Linked DNA regions of Homo sapiens: region 2 is linked to region 1. The links are chromatin loops, found by intact Hi-C in ENCODE. Cell type or tissue: PC-3. All regions are shown on one strand.

Region 1 (8,000 bases):
CTGGGATTACAGGTGTGAGCCACTGCACCTGGCATCTCTATCCTCTTTTAAGAGCTTTGAAGGAATGGAGGAGAAAAGGATGTACACTTTCTACCCCTTTTCTAGAGGACAAGTGACAAACTAAAGCAGTATCCAGGCAAAGATCCAACGGAGGTGAAAACAATGAGAGGAAGTCTGTCTCTGTCTCATCTCTTTAAAATGTAAGCTCCCAGGGATTTGAATATCAAAGTTTCATAATCACTTTAACATATGCTGTTGGGACCATCATACCCCATCTGCATGTGCCCTTCTGCGCATGCCCCAAACTTCCTAACTGTGAGCAGGTGCAACTCTGAGGGCCTTCTGGAGAAAGCTTTGTCGACACAAGTGGGAACCCAAGGGGACCAGAGAAGACACCCTGAGAGAAGCCCTCAGCCAACCACAGAGGAGCCAGTTCCCTTGCCCCTTGGATGTGCTAACTCTAATGAAGCAGCGTCATTTTTCTGGGGTAACACCCGAGGTTCGATGTCTCATGCTAAGGAAATTGAAGACATGGCCATGCAAGGAGTGGGTTTAAGAGTGGAAAGTTAAATAGATGAAAGAAGGAAGAGAGCTTCCTCATGCAGAAGAAGGGGTCCTGAGTGGGTTTCCCTGGTTTGGGGCAAGGTGTGGTTGGTTTTAGGGATGAGCGTGAGGAGATGGTATATGATTTACATGGGGTGTAGTGGATTGGTTGGACCAGATGTGCCATTTTCATAGCCCGTGAAGAGGCTGGTCATCCCACTCTAATCTTTTATTATGCAAATGGAATTTTAAAAAACCTGGCTGGTGCCATGTTATCTGCACACGTGGCAACAAAGAAAAGGGAAGAGGGAACCTCCATGTTGAATATACCTGGTTTCCAGCTATCTGTTTTCTATTGGCACAGCTGCTGGTATTTACCTATGCAAGCCTCTAGCTTGCTTATCTATGCTTGCAGCTTGATTTTTCAGGCTGCTTTTTGTTAAAAAAAGAAATGATTTGGAGACTGCGTTTTTATTAAAAGAAAAACCTTACTGAGGACTCTCTTACCCTCACTAACTGTCTAAATAATTTCTTTTTAGCTCTCGTATAACTAAGATATATTCCCTACCGTGTCTCAGAGGTCCCCAGTGGAAATGCACCCTAGATGTCCACAGCAGTAATTGGATCAAGGAATTCATTGATTATCTTCCTTTCCTTTTCTTTATCTCTTTTTAGGAGCACCTTCCAAATAAATACTCAGAAACACCTCCCAAGACACACTAATTGCATGAAAATCCTAGTTCAACCACATAGGTTACAGATGAGGAGGGACAATAGCTTGCTGAATTATAGAAAAAGTTAGTGGTCATAGATCATAATTTGGATCTTATGTCTTGGTTTCTGGTCCAGGGTACTGTGAGATTATCATTCTTCTTGATATGATGAACCATGGAGACTTTTAAAAAACAGGGATCGGCAGCATTATCATAATAGACAGAAGGTGGAAAGAATCCAAATGTCCACCAAGAGATGAGTTTGTAGGCTGGCACAGTGGCTCATACCTGTAATCCTAGCACTTTGGGAGGCCGAGGTGGGTAGATCAACTTGGGGCCAGGAGTTCGAGACCGGCCTGGCTAACATGGTGAAACTCCATCTGTACTAAAAATACAAAAAATTAGCTGGTTGTAGTGGCGCACACCTGTAATCCCAGTTTATTGGGAGGCTGAGGCATGAGACTTGCTTCAGCCTGGGAGGCGAAGGTTGCAGTGAGCTGAGATTGTGCCACTGCACCCCAGCCTGGGCGACAGAGAAAGACTCTGTAACAACAATAACAAAATGAATTATAAACAAATTGTGGTATGTTCATACAGTGGAATATTCTTCTATCACAAAAAGGAATAAAGTACTGTTACATGTTACAATGTGGATGACCTCAAAAATATTAACATTATGCTAAGTGAAATAAGCCAGACACAAAAGGTCATATATTATATGATTCCATTTATATGAAATATACAGAATAGATATATCCATGTCAATAGAAAGCAGACTGGTGGTGACCACGGGCTTGGCGGAAGAGGGAATGAGGGCTTTCTTTTGGAATGATGAAAATGTTTTAAGACTTGGCATAGATGGTGGTTCCACAACATTGTCAATGTACTAAATGCCTATGAATTGTTCACTTAAAAATGTCTACTTTAAAATTAACATTTATGTTGTATGAATTTTACCTCAAAGAAAATAGGGTTAGTCCTAGAACAAATGGTAGAGGTGTACAGTTTATCTTTTTTCCAATTTATTTTCTGCAACTGTCTTACAAAATAAACCTCTCCGCACCCTGTCCTTCCCTGTAAGTGTCTCATGACTCATGTCATCTAGCCCATCAGAACCTAACTAGTTCATGGCACTTGTTCTAGTTAATATTGATTTTTTCAGAGGCCTTCAGTTTTCTAATTGCATTAATTCATTTCTTTATCAATAACTTTTTCATGGCAAAAACTCCTATCCACCGGGCACTGTGGTAGACACTGGGGAGAGAATTGTGGGCAAAATCAAACCCAGGCTCTGTCCTGAGTGTTTACGATCTAGTAGGGAAGAGAGAAATTAATCGAACAATCATCCAACAGTCTTCTGTGACAAACGCTAAGAAGGAGAAGTGTGACCTAGTGAGAAGGATGTGACCAAGTCCTGAGGTCAGAGGAGGCTTGCTGAAGGAAGTGACAATCAAGTTGAGATTTGGAGATTGTAGGTGTTAAAGTGAAAGTTGTTTATCAATCCTTATTATGCACTCGGCATTGTGTTTGATGTATGAACTCATGTAATGCCACCAACAGTCCTTTGAGGGATCTACTATTATTACCACTTGCATTTTTCAGGAGAAAATGAGGCTCAGAGAGATGAAGTGACTTATTCGAGGTCACACAACTAGAAAGTCATGAAACCAGCATTCAAATGCAGGCAACCAGACAGATGTCAACATTTTAGCCACCACGGACAGATCATTGAGTGAGGGATGAAATCATTTTGGGTGGGCCAATGGATTGGGCTGATCTAGATTATAAGTATAAAGCTGGAATGGTCATTCAGAGAGGGAGAACAAACTAGGTGTTCAATTGTTTTAATATCTATTAAATTTTCTAGGCTAGATGCAGTGGCTCTCAGCAGCTTGGGAGGCCGAGGCGGGAGGATAGCTTGAGTCCGGGAGTTTAAGACCAGCCTGAGCAAGCTGTCGAGACCCCATCTTTATTATATTTTAAAAAATAAAAATTAAAAAAATAAAAAATTTTCTAACTACGAATCCATGTTTGTTTTTTCTTTTCTTTTTTTTCAAAAGAGCATCAATTTCCCAACCATGTTTCTTATTGTTACAAAACTCAATAAAAATCTGAAAGTTGGAAGCCATGACTTGCTGGGTGTAACGTACTAATCAAGAAGGTGGAATCAATTATTAAATAGTCAATAGGGTTAACAGCAATGAGTGATCATGGCAGGCAATGCCCCTAGCATCCCCTAGGTGGCAATAAAGAGCAACAAAGATTATTCCTATGGCCTTTCAAAAAATTAAATGTATGTATTTTAAAGTATGGATGAACATGGTTAAAAACTTCAAGCAGTATGGGAGGGGGTACAGAATCAAAAACAAAAGTCTCCCTTACACCTTCTCCTACATCATTAATTCCTTTCCCCTCAAATAACTTGTTGAGAGTTTCTTGTATACTTTTTGGGGGTATATTTTGTTACAATTATTATAATTATAATTTCCTATAATTATAACTATAGAAAAAGTACTTACATCGCTCTTCTTTAAAAATGCAAGCAATTAGTACTTTTTTTCCTTAGCATATCTTTCCATATCAGCATATACAGCTCCACCTCATTTTAAAATTTTAATTAAAAAAATTTTTAAGTAAAAAAAAAATTTCTTAAAAGAGACAGGGTCTTGCTATGCTGCCAGGCTGGAGTGCAGAGGCTAGTCACAGGTGCAATCATGGCTCACTGCAGCCTCAAAGTCCTGGGCTCAAGTGATCCTCCTGCCTCAGCCTCCTGAGTAGCTGGGACTACAGTTGTGTGTCACCATGTCCCGCCACCTCAGTTTTGTAATGACTGCAGATTTCATAACAAGAAGAGGTCTATGTATAGAGTGCTTACTGTACACCTGCCACTGTCCTAAGCACTTTCCTTGCTTTAAGCCATGTACTTCTTATAAAGCTTTAAGAGGTGCATTTTGTTATTATCCCCACTTTACATAAGAAAAAACTAAGGCACAAGTGGAGAAGTAACTTGTCCAATGGCACAAAGCTAGTAAGTGGTGAAGCCAGGATTTAGATACAGGAAATTTAATTCTTGAGTCTATGCTCTTAGCCACCATGCAAAACTACTGCTGCACAGATGTACTATATTGCAGTGGTCCCCAGTGTTTTCGGCACCAGGGACAGGTTTCGTGAAAGACAATTTTTCCATGGACTAGGGTTGGGGGGATGGTTTTGGGATGATTCAAGCACATTATATTTATTGCGTACTTTTCTATTATTATTGCATTGTAATATATAATGAAATAATTACACAGCTCCCCATTATGTAGAAACAGCGGGAGCCCTGAGCTTGTTTTCCTGCAGCTAGATGCTTCCATCTAGGGGTGATGGGAGACAGTGACAGATTATCAGGCATTAGATTCTCATAAGGAGCATGCAACCTAGATCCCTCGCATACGCAGTTCACAATACAGTTTGTGCTCCTGTGAGAATCTAATGCCACCACTGATCTGACAGGAGGCAGAGCTCAGGCAGTAATGTGAGCGATGGGGAGCAGCTGTAAATACAGATGAAGCCTTACTTGCTCACCTACTGCTCACCTCCTGCTGTGCGGCCTGGTTCCTAACGTACCATGGTACTGGTCCGTGGCCTGGCGGTTGGGGACTGCTGCCTTAAGGTACTGAATCTATCATTTCCTTAATGTATTTTTTAAAATGTTGTAGGATATACTGTTCTAGAATGTACCTGGGACTTTGGGTTTATTCATGTATGGTAAGGCCAATGGATCGGAAGACCATTGCCATTAAAAATATAGTTTTATTGCTCACAGTTCCTGATATGCTTTGGCTGTGTCCCCACACAAATCTCATCTTGAAGTGTAGGTCCCATAATTCCCACGTGTCGTGGGAGGAATTTGGCGGGGGCGGTCATTGAATCATGGAGCCGATTACCTCTATGCTCTTCTCCTGATAGTGAGTGAGTTCTTATGAGATCTGATGGTTTTATAAGGGGCTTTTCCCCCTTTGCTTGGCACTTCTCTCTCCTGCCTCCTTGTGAAGAAGGATTTGTTTGCTTCTCCTTCTGCCATGATTGTGTTTCCTGGGGCTTCCCAGCCATGGGGAACTGTGAGTCAATTAAACCCCTTTTCTTTATAAATTACCTAGTATCAGGTATTTCTTCACAGCAGTGTGAGAACAGTCTAATACAGTTCCCAAGGGGCAGGAGCCCGCCATGCCATGCAGAACCACAGGAGAGAACTTTGAGGTTGGTCACAGCCAGAGAGGATGAGAAGAAAGCCTAGGAAAAAGCCTTTATTGTGGTTTTTGCCAGGAGGAATGGGCGAGGCAAGGTAAGCAGCTGAACAGGCTTAGGATTGGATAGTCTGAATAATTCAGGCCAGCTGTGGGCTATAGGTGTCGTACCTAACTGTCTGACACCCAACCCTGGGATGATTAGGGCTTAGGATTGGATAGTTTGAATAATTCAGGCCAGCTGTGGGCTATAGGGGGTTGGGGGGGGTAGTCTCTAAATGTCTGACACCTGACCCTGGGATGATTAGGGCTTAGGATTGGATAGTTTGAATAATTCAGGCCAGCTGTGGGCTATAGGGGTAGTCTCTAAATGTCTGATACCTGACCCTGGGATGATTAGGGCTTAGGATTGGATAGTTTGAATAATTCAGGCCAGCTGTGGGCTATAGGGGTAGTCTCTAACTGTCTGATACCTGACCCTGGGATGATTAGGGCAGGGGAAACTTGCCTCTCGGAGTGGAAAAGCCAGAGAGAGGAGGTGGTTCAGAGTATGGGCTCTGAATTGGTTGGACTGCATATTGCAGGAAGGTCATCTGCTATCTCTTGGAATGAGCTAACCCTGGGACAAACAGTCTCTTTCAGGTTGGTAAGTCCCCAAGATGTCAAGCCTCATAAGATATAGAAAATGAAAAATGCGATTAATACATATACATAGCATAAACTTTATTATTTTATCCATGTTAAAGTGTACAGTTCAGTGACATTAAGTACATTTACATTGTTTTGCAGCCATCATCACCATCCATCCACAGTTTTTTCATTTTGCAAAACTGATACTTTATGCCCATTAAACAGTAACTCCTCATTCCATCTTACCCTTGACCCCAGCAAGCACCATTTTACTTTCTGTCTGTATAAATTTTGCTGCTGCAAGTATCTCAGATGTATGGAATCAAACAGTATTTGTGCTTCTGTAACTGGCTTATTTCACTTAGCATAATGTCTTTGAGTTTCATCTATGCTGTAGCATGTATCAGAATTTCCTTCCTTTTTAAGGCTGAATCATATTTTGTATGTATACACCACAGCTTGTTTATCCATTCATCTATTGATGGACAGTTGGGTTGCTTCTACCTTTTGGCTATTGTGAATAATGCTTCTAAGAAAACAGGTGTACAAATATTTCTTCATGTCCCTTTGAGTTGTTTTGGGTATACAGAAATGGAATTGCCAGATCCTATGGTAATTCTATTTTTAATTTTTGGGGAATTGCCATACTGTTTTTCATAGCCGCTGTACCATTTCCCACTAACAGTACACAAGAGTTCCAGTTTCTCCACATCCTCCTATATTTTCTTCAGAAATTATATCATTTTAGGTTTTACATTTAGCTCTATGATCTATTTTGAATCAATTTTTATGTATGGTGTGAACTATGGGTTGAAGTTCATCTGTGGGCACATGGATGTCCAATTATTCCAGCATCATTTGTTGAAAACACTATTCTTTCTCCATTGGATGACCTTTGCACCTTTGCCAAAAATCAATTTACAGCCAGGTGCCGTGGCTTATGCCTGTAATCCCAGCACTTTGGGAGGTCGAGGTGGGAGGATTGCTTGAGCCAAGGAGTTTGAGACCAGCCCTGAGCAACATAGTGAGACCCCATCTCTACAAAAAGTAAAAAAATTAGCTGGACATGGTGGCATGCACCTGTGGCCCCAGCTACTTGTGGGGCTGAGGCAGGAGGATCATGTGAGCCCAGGTGGTTGAGGCTTCAGTGAGCCATGATCGCATTGCACTCTAGCTGGGAGACAGAGAGACACCCTGTCTCAAAAAAAAAAAAAAAAATCAATTGGCTTAGTCTAGTGGTGGCTCACACTTGTTGTCCCAGCTACCTTAGAGGCTGAGGTGGGAGCATCACTTGAGGCCAGGAGTTCAGACCAGCCTGGGCAACATAGGGAGGCTCTGTCTCAAAACAAACAAACAAACAAACAACCAAAAAACAATCTATTGACTTAATCTAGTGGTGGCTCATACTTGTTATCCCAGCTACCTGAGAGGCTGAGGTGGGAGGATCACTTGAGGCCAGGAGTTCAGACCAGCCTGGGCAACACAGGGAGACTGTCTCAAAACAAAACAAAACAGGCCTGGCGCGGTGGCTCACCTGTAATCCCAGCACTTTGGGAGGCCGAGGCGGGTGGATCATGAGGTCAGGAGATCGAGACCATCCTGGCTAACAAGGTGAAACCCCGTCTCTACTAAAAATACAAAAAATTAGCCGGGCGCGGTGGCGGGCGCCTGTAGTCCCAGCTACTCGGGAGGCTGAGGCAGGAGAATGGCGTGAACCCGGGAAGCGGAGCTTGCAGTGAGCCATTGCGCCACTGCAGTCCGCAGTCCAGCCTGGGCGACAGAGCGAGACTCCGTCTCAAAAAAACAACAACAACAAAAAAACAAAAAAACAAACAAAACAAAACAAAAACAATTAACCATATATGTGTGGGTCTATTTGTGAAGT
Region 2 (8,000 bases), 120 kb before region 1:
ATGACCCAGCCAGATGTCTGCTTCTTCCGGCAGGTGGCCTGGGTCCTCACCTGTGGCTGAGATACATCCCATCTGCTTTGAGTGATGCGAAGTCTCTCTTCCTAGTCTTTTAAAACTCCTGCTTATGTCACTGCGGCCACTGTGTTGATTACGCTCAACGTCTCTTAACATTCACTGTTCCTGCCCAGAGGCAACGCTCTGGAAACTAATAAGTCACTGCTTGCCTGGGACTCCTAAGAGTGCAGACGAATAAATATCTCCTTGCCCTGTCCTGGATTTGTCCTCTAGATCTTTGCAAGGAGATGGGGGGGGATCAAGATGGATTTGGGATAAAATTAAAGTGACGTCTGCAAAAACAAAACAAAAACAAAAGCAAACAGGTGAAAAATGATGATTGTGGCTTCCTTGCTAACTGGGTTAGAGAAGTGATCAAGTGTGAACCGGGACTTGAATGAGAGGAGTGACTTAGCATTTGGTGACTGTCCTTAACGAAGAACTGTGCGCTCCTGGGCGAAGAAACAATGGTATTTCCATCCCAACTTAACTTTTGGCGAATTAGCCTTAGCCCAGACCACCAGGTGGTTTCGGAGGCTACTTGAGATGTGATTGCTCCTAATGAACCTCCACGGGCCTTTTTAACCTGTCGATGTGTTTATTTCAGATGGAGCAGGAAATGACCCGGTTACATCGGAGAGTGTCAGAGGTGGAGGCTGTGCTTAGTCAGAAGGAGGTGGAGCTGAAGGCCTCTGAGACTCAGAGATCCCTCCTGGAGCAGGACCTTGCTACCTACATCACAGAATGCAGTGTGAGCCTTCCCTGAAGCCCCCTTCCCTTGGAGGTGGCACTTCCTGTTGTGTGTGTCTCATCCTGTTTCATGATGGCTCCATGAGGCACATCACAGCCAATGGCAGAGAGTAGAGAGAGGGAGAGCACAAAAGCAAGATCTGTGTTTTGCAGAGTAGTGAGAGCCAGGCGTAAGGTCCCCAAGAAATGAGATTGGACTCATTTCCAGCAGAAAGTGCAGGTAGACGGCTGGTACCATGGAGTCTGGAGATGGGAGTAATCCATCTTTGCCGCAAGTTGCAAAAGATCTTAACATCTCCCATCCCAGCCTCTGTGGTCTGCGTTGTGTCTGACATGAGCAGCCTTGAGAACCAGACTCCCAACTATGTACAAGAAAACTTACTTTCAATCTTCCTGACATCAAATTTTCCATTGGCCAGAACCAGTGTAGTGACAAGAAAATAGCCTTGAAAACCCAGACCCTCTGTCATTATTTACCATGTGACTTTCATTTTTTCTTTCCTTCACAAGAGTAGACTGTCTTCTTCTCCATTGTCTTGTTAAATTTTTCATTCAGGTGTTTTTTAATGTGCCCAATTAAACAGTCTCAAGAAGTTGAATCACACATTTCTAAAGTTTTTTTCACAAGGGAGAGGAAATCTATAGAACGTGGCTGATTAAGAATAACTGCTATGTTTCCATTCCAGACTTGGCTGCCTTTCAGTGGTGGGTGAAGTTATTCAGCTATGTATTTCAGATATAGATTTCAGTGCCATTGAAGCATTAAGGGATTCTTATGGATGAAAGGTGTCCAGGAAAAATAAGCCAGGAGGTAGAAATAGACCACTTGGAGTCTTAAATGACAACTGGGCAGAGGATATGAAGTCATTGCTACTTTGAAAGAGGCATATGTACTTTAGGGCCCACAAATAACTGTAGAAAACACTTTGTAGCTATCCACATGGTGGCTGTAATAGCTACTGGGTCTTAATAGGTTTTAGTCCTGAACATGCAAGTAAGTATCTCCTAGGACAGGTAGATGGTGGCAGGAGACAGGCTGATGCAGTTTCCGGCTGGATCCCTAAGGTCACCAGGTTGAGATGATGTTTCTTGAACCAAGGGGTTTTACAGGATGGAAACCGGAGTCGGCAACCAACTGGAAGTTGTGAACTGTGGTCCGTCACTCGAAACTGTCCTGGTGTCTGCGAAGCAGCTTGCAGCTCTCTTAATGAGTCTTTTCAAACAAAGCAGGATCCACAGGGCATCCCTATTAAAATTTTTGCTTTCTGCAGAGCTTAAAGCGAAGTTTGGAGCAAGCACGGATGGAGGTGTCCCAGGAGGATGACAAAGCACTGCAGCTTCTCCATGATATCAGAGAGCAGAGCCGGAAGCTCCAAGAAATCAAAGAGCAGGTAGGCCTGCTTGCCTGGGAGCACAGCAGCATCTCGGCTTGCTTGGACCTCTAATTTCAGGAGAGGCGTGTTTGAGAGAGAAATAGGAAGAAAGGGAGAGAGAGAAAGGGTGGGGGCAGAGTGGAAGAGAGACAGGTATGTAGGTCATTCAGAAACTTCAGATTTCTCATAATTTATATACATCATAGAATGCTTGTTCCAGCTCCTTTTGAAGCTGATACCCCATAATGTCTGCTTTTAAAAATAAAGATGTAGGTTTAGAGCAAGAGTGGGCAGACTTCAGCCTGTGGGGCAAAGCTGGTCCAACACCTATTTTCTATGGCCCACAAGCTAAGAATGGGGTTACGTTTTTAAACAGTTGGAAAAAAAATCAAAAGTAAAACAATATTTCATGACATTTGAAATTTATATGAAATTCAAATTTCAGTCTCCATAAATAAAGTGTTTTTTTTTTGGAACACAGCCATGCTTGGTAATTTGCATATCGGCCCTGGCTGCTTTCAGGCTACAGAGTCAGAGGTGAGTGGTTGTTACAGAGACCATGTGGCCTGCAAAGCTGAAACTACTTACTATCTGGCTTCTTACAGCAAAAGTTTGCCAATCCCTGCTTTAGATGGTTAAAAACAATTAAATGTTTTAATAGCTTCTCAGATGCACTTTTAAGTTTTTGAGTGAAGCCAGGCTAATTCATAGTTTTACTTACATAAAGAAATATTCTAGAAGAGAAATTTGAACCATTCTGGTCAAGGTCAAGTCAGGATTAACACTGCCTATCTGAGTGCAGAAGGCTGTCCCCTGTGTTTTCAGAAAGGAGAATCGAGACCTTTAAAAAGCCCACTCTTTTTTTTCTTTCTAAACGGGTTTTCTTTCTAAATGGCTCATTTTTGTATTGCCTCATTGTTTCCTTTTTAGCATGGATTTTTGTGTCTTTTGAAAAACTGTAAATAGAGACTTTAATGAAGAGATGGCAATGAGCAATTGGAGAGCTGAACTATCAGCTGCCAGGCAACTCTCATTCACTTCAGAAAATCTAATGGAAACACTGATAGAAATGAACATTTCTGTCTCTGGGTAGCACAAACTTAGCCATCTGGCTGGAGCTAATGCAAGAAACTTCTGCAAATAACTCTATCCATTAATTACTCTTTAAAAAAAGAATTACTGTCTTTGGAGTTTTGTTGGCATATTTATCATCTGAATATTTTAAAGTTGTGATCAGTTAATATTCTGTTGCTTGATAAAAACATTATAAATAAACGTGCATAGGACGGAAACCCTGTAAAGGATCATCAGATCTCTGAATAATGCAGTCTTAGAGGTTTTGAAGGCTGCACATTGGCTTTGAGAAATCTGCTTTGACAGTTGACTCATGCTCCTTTTATCAACATAGTTTTTCATCCTAAAAGTTTCAAGAGGTAGGAATCATTTTCTCCCATTAGTTCAACATACCTGGAAATTTACTTTTGGTGACATCCTGGGGAAATGAAAGCTGTGTTTGGCCACCAGAGGGAGCAGCTGGTGTCCATAGATTCCTTAGAAACGGAATTATCAGGACGTTTTGAAAAGGTGTATGTTGGTGGCCGAGTTCAAAGACACGTCTTTTATGATTCATACCACAGTTGGCATGCATGTGGAGTCTTAGATTTAATGACTGCTAAAAGTTCCATTGTGGGGAAGAAACGTGGTTTCAGATTTGATTTTTCATCGGAACAAGGATTTATTTTATGACTTTTGGTAAGTTTTGTGAGAGCAGGATGTTTGCAGACTGGGAGAAAGCTTTTAATGCTTGCAGCAAACTTTCAGTATTTAGTTTGTGGCATATTGATTTTTTCTAGACTTGGGATTTATTCCCTGATCTTTCTCTTAAAAATCTAACTTTCTATATCGCTCTTTATTTTTTTGAGATGGAGTCTCGCTCTGTCACCCAGGCTGGAGTGCAGTGGTGCAGTTTCGGCTCACTGCAGCCTCCACCTCCTGGGTTCAAGTGATTCTCCTGCCTCAGCCTCCTGAGTAGCTGGGACTACAGGTGCACGCCGCCACACCCAGCTAATTTTTGTGTTTTTAGTAGAGATGGGGTTTCACCATGTTTGTCAGGCTGGTCTCGAACTCCTGACCTCCTGATCTGCCCGCCTTGGCCTCCCAAAGTGCTGAGATTACAGGCATGAGCCACTGCACCTGGCCGGCTCTTCATTTTTTTAAAAAATATTTTACTTCCACCTAGCTACCCCCTCTAGAATATTTAGATTTGGTTTAAAAGAAAAACACCTCAAAGACTCATGTGAAATTTGATTCCTAGATCATTACTAGCAATTTCAGCTTCTTCCTTGCTCCCCTACTCAGGAAAGGAGACAAAAGTGTGGGTAACACAAAAGTCACTTGTGTTCCATGGTTTCTGAGTGAATTGCATCATACCTGATCCTTCCTCCCCACAAAATTCTGAAGCTCCATTCAGAAGACTTGCGTTAGGTGGGCCTTGAAACCTGTCTGCAGTTCCCCATCCTGACCTGACTCACACCTACCAGTCTTTCATTCCATCCTGAGATACCACAGCTCTCTCTCAGCTGATCTTGCAAACAGACCTGATGATCACCTCTCAGGTTTTTCCTGAAGCAGGGATTTGGTTAGCTGCTAGATTTATAGGATTTCCTTGAAGTATCCTGCACAATATCAAAGGATCCACAAATGAGTTAGAATTTTCTTTTGATGCTTGTAGGAGACTGGGTGCCCCGAGAGCTTGGAGAGCTGACAGAGTGGTTGCCTGATTCCTGCCTTCCTCCCTCTTATGTGCTGACAGCTCAGGGAAGAGAGATGTTGGGGGGAAGGAACAGACACTCTGTCCTTGCTCTTGACAAAACACAAAAATTACATTCCCTTCTCGCCGACATAAATTCAAGAAAGAAAAGTGAGCTTGAGGACAAAAGATGCTCAAGATTTGGTGTCCATGCCTGTAGCCAGGACTGGCTTTCCCATTAGCTCTAGCAGGCACGGTATCTAGGGACCACTTTACTTTTAGGGTCTCACAAAATGTTTTAATTTTTTCATCAGAAGAAAAAAGTTGGGCTTAGGTCAAAGACACTGTTTTCATAGATGATGTTAATATTTTTGTATTTATAGGAGCACAACTGTAAAATGTAATTTTTAATTTTAATTTTTATGGAGGAAGGCAAGACAGGCTCAGTGCTCACAGTTATGAAAGCCATAATATGGCTCTGCTTGAGGGGGTCCAGAAAAACCGATATTCCATTTCACATACAGCTCATGTTCTGGCCTGTGAATTAATTAATTAATTAATTAATTTGAGATAGAGTCTTGCTCTGTCACCCAGGCTGGAGGGCAGTGGTGTAATCTCAGCTCACTGCAACCTCTGCCTCCCAGGTTCAAGCAGTTCTCCTGTCTCAGCCTTCCAAGTAGCTGGGATTACAGGTGCTCACCACCATGTCTGGCTAATTTTTGTATATTTTGTAGAGATGGGGTTTCACTATGTTGGCCAGGCTGGTCTTGAACTCCTAACCTCAAGTGATCCGCCACCTCGGGCTCCCAAAGTGCTGGGATTACAGGCGTGAACCACCATGCCCGGCCTGCCCTGTGAGTTTAGATAATTGTGAGCAGGTTATAAAGATCTTTGGTTATATAATCCAGCATTGCCTGCTTAGTATGCATGACCCAGGAAACCTGTGTGCCCCATGATTCTGAGGATTGACCTTCAATAACAGTATGCTTTTGGGTGGGAGAGAGTGAAATGAGACCCGTGTTCCATTTTGGGCTGTTTTTTCCTTTCTCCTTTACAGATAATAGAGGGAGAGGTGTGCTTGCATGGAAACCATCCAATTTTCATAAGAGCAGCACATCCCCTTTAATATGCTCTGGGGGGGGGGCGTCACCTGCTACAATGGGATAAAAGGTTTCCTTTATACCCTGTTATTCAAAAATTGCAATTTATCAGTTAAAAGAATATCCTTGCTCAGTCGATTATTTCTTGGGAGAAATATTCAAATATTCCTCACCAATTATTTCTTGGGAGAGTGGATCTCAGAGATGTTACTGAATATTGTGATTTTTAAAGACATTCTTGATTCAATTCCTTGTTCATTTCGTTTTGTATCTCTCTCGTCCTCACCCCACAAGTCACCTTGGATTACATAAATGCTCATTCATAATCCTTATACTTAGCCTTGATTTTTGCTAACACAGAATATTTTTATACTTTGTCCAAAAGTTTTCAAAATCACTGGCCATTTCTTTTGGTGAGCCCAGTTCTGAGAAACTTCAATGTAAATGTTTTGATTTTAGAAATGCATTTTGGAAAAGGTTGGGCTGTTTGGATCACTTAAAGGGTTTGCTCAAGGGAACAGGAAGGTTCTTTCCTTGGAATTTTTCTCACAAGTTATTTTGACCGAAGCCAGTGTTTTGTGACTCTTCCAGATTTCAGGGTGACTTGCATTGCAGGAGTGATGTTACGGTCATCATTCAGTTTTGAGCCCAGAAAAATTAATGGTGAGAAACTGACATGATGAGTTTCACCTTCCAGAATTCTTTCCACTGAGATTTTCAATTACCCTCTTGTGCTGTCTGAAAGGTTAATTTTAAAACTAGTACCATATCCAATTTGTGTTAGGAGCACATGACTTCTAAAGGACAAGTCTATATAAATGATTACCCTTGGCGGAAAACTACATGTAAGCAGTTTATCCTTGTTGTTTAAAGAACATCCCTTTTGGCTCTCCTGTGTTAGGCCTTAAGGTTCTGTGCATTTCGTATGGTGTGATTTGCATGTGTGTTCCCGGTGGTTTTGCTAATGACATATGCTCTACATTAAAAGTGTTTTTTTTTGTTTTTTTTTGTTTTTTTGAGACGGAGTCTTGCTCTGTCACCCAGGCTGGAGTGCAGTGGCGCGATCTCGGCTCACTGCAACCTCCGCCTCCCGGGTCCAAGCGATTCTTCTGCCTCAGCCTCCTGACTAGCTGGGATTACAGGCGTCCACCACCACACCTGGCTAATTTTTGTGTTTTTAGTAGAGACGGGATTTCACCATGTTGGCCATGCTGGTCTCGAATTCCTGACCTTGTGATCCGCCTGCCTCAGCCTCCCAAAGTTCTGGGATTACAGGCATGAGCCACAACACCCGGCCAAAACAGTTTTAAGGTTTAATATTTTTTTCTCCCTCATCTTCACCCTACACTTCTCACCTTTGCCTACTTGGTGCCTCATTCTGGGTCCATCTTTCTACTCCCCTCGTCTCTAGGTCTGTAGGTTGTTTTTTTTTGAGACGGAGTCTTGCCCTGTCACCCAGGCTGGAGTGCAGTGGCGCGATCTCGGCTCACTGCAACCTCTGCCTCCTGGGTTCAAGCGATTCTCCTGCCTCAGCCTCCCAAGTAGCTGGGACTATAGGCCCGCACCACCACACCCAGCTAATTTTTGTATTTTTAGCAGAGACAGTGTTTCACCATGTTGGCCAGGATGGTCTTGAACTCCTGACGTCAGGTGATCCACCTGCCTTGGCCTCCCAAAGTGCTGGGATTACAGGCGTGAGCCACTGCACCTGGCCAGGTCTTTTCTTTGCCAGTCTCTCTTCACTGTGCATCTTCCCTGTGTGGTTAATACTCTTCCATCCTCACTGCCTGTCTATTCTTTTCGGAGTTCGAAAGTTCTCTTTTATTTCATTGCCTGCTCTTTAGGAGTACCAGGCTCAAGTGGAAGAAATGAGGTTGATGATGAATCAGTTGGAAGAGGATCTTGTCTCAGCAAGAAGACGGAGTGATCTCTACGAATCTGAGCTGAGAGAGTCTCGGCTTGCTGCTGAAGAAT

The links. Hi-C counts contacts between places; a loop is a spot of excess contacts. Peaks named below come from ENCODE experiments on the same cell type or tissue, not always from the same donor. Only the 100,000 strongest peaks of a DNase experiment are listed, where the experiment ranks them.
Region 2: it touches region 1 in a loop (11-fold over the local background); 48 of 110 quality-filtered maps call a loop at or near these places.

The regions. Positions count from the first base shown.
Region 1 is chr12:119,654,975-119,662,974 of GRCh38, reverse strand. All of the region lies in intron 1 of PRKAB1-AS1 (PRKAB1, TMEM233 and CCDC60 antisense RNA 1), which reads left to right. Among named protein-coding and RNA genes, the nearest start is that of PRKAB1-AS1, 9.2 kb to the left of the region's middle. In PC-3, a CTCF peak has its summit at 3,492 (motif pointing right); no DNase peak of the experiment used is centred here; H3K27me3 peaks cover 517 bases.
Region 2 is chr12:119,776,713-119,784,712 of GRCh38, reverse strand. CIT (citron rho-interacting serine/threonine kinase) reads left to right here. Exons shown (of 48, transcript NM_001206999.2): 12 at 662-805; 13 at 2,076-2,195; 14 at 7,871-8,000. Among named protein-coding and RNA genes, the nearest start is that of MIR1178, 67 kb to the right of the region's middle. In PC-3, CTCF peaks have their summits at 3,473 and 3,689 (motif pointing right); a DNase peak (open chromatin) is centred at 3,742; H3K27ac peaks cover 424 bases.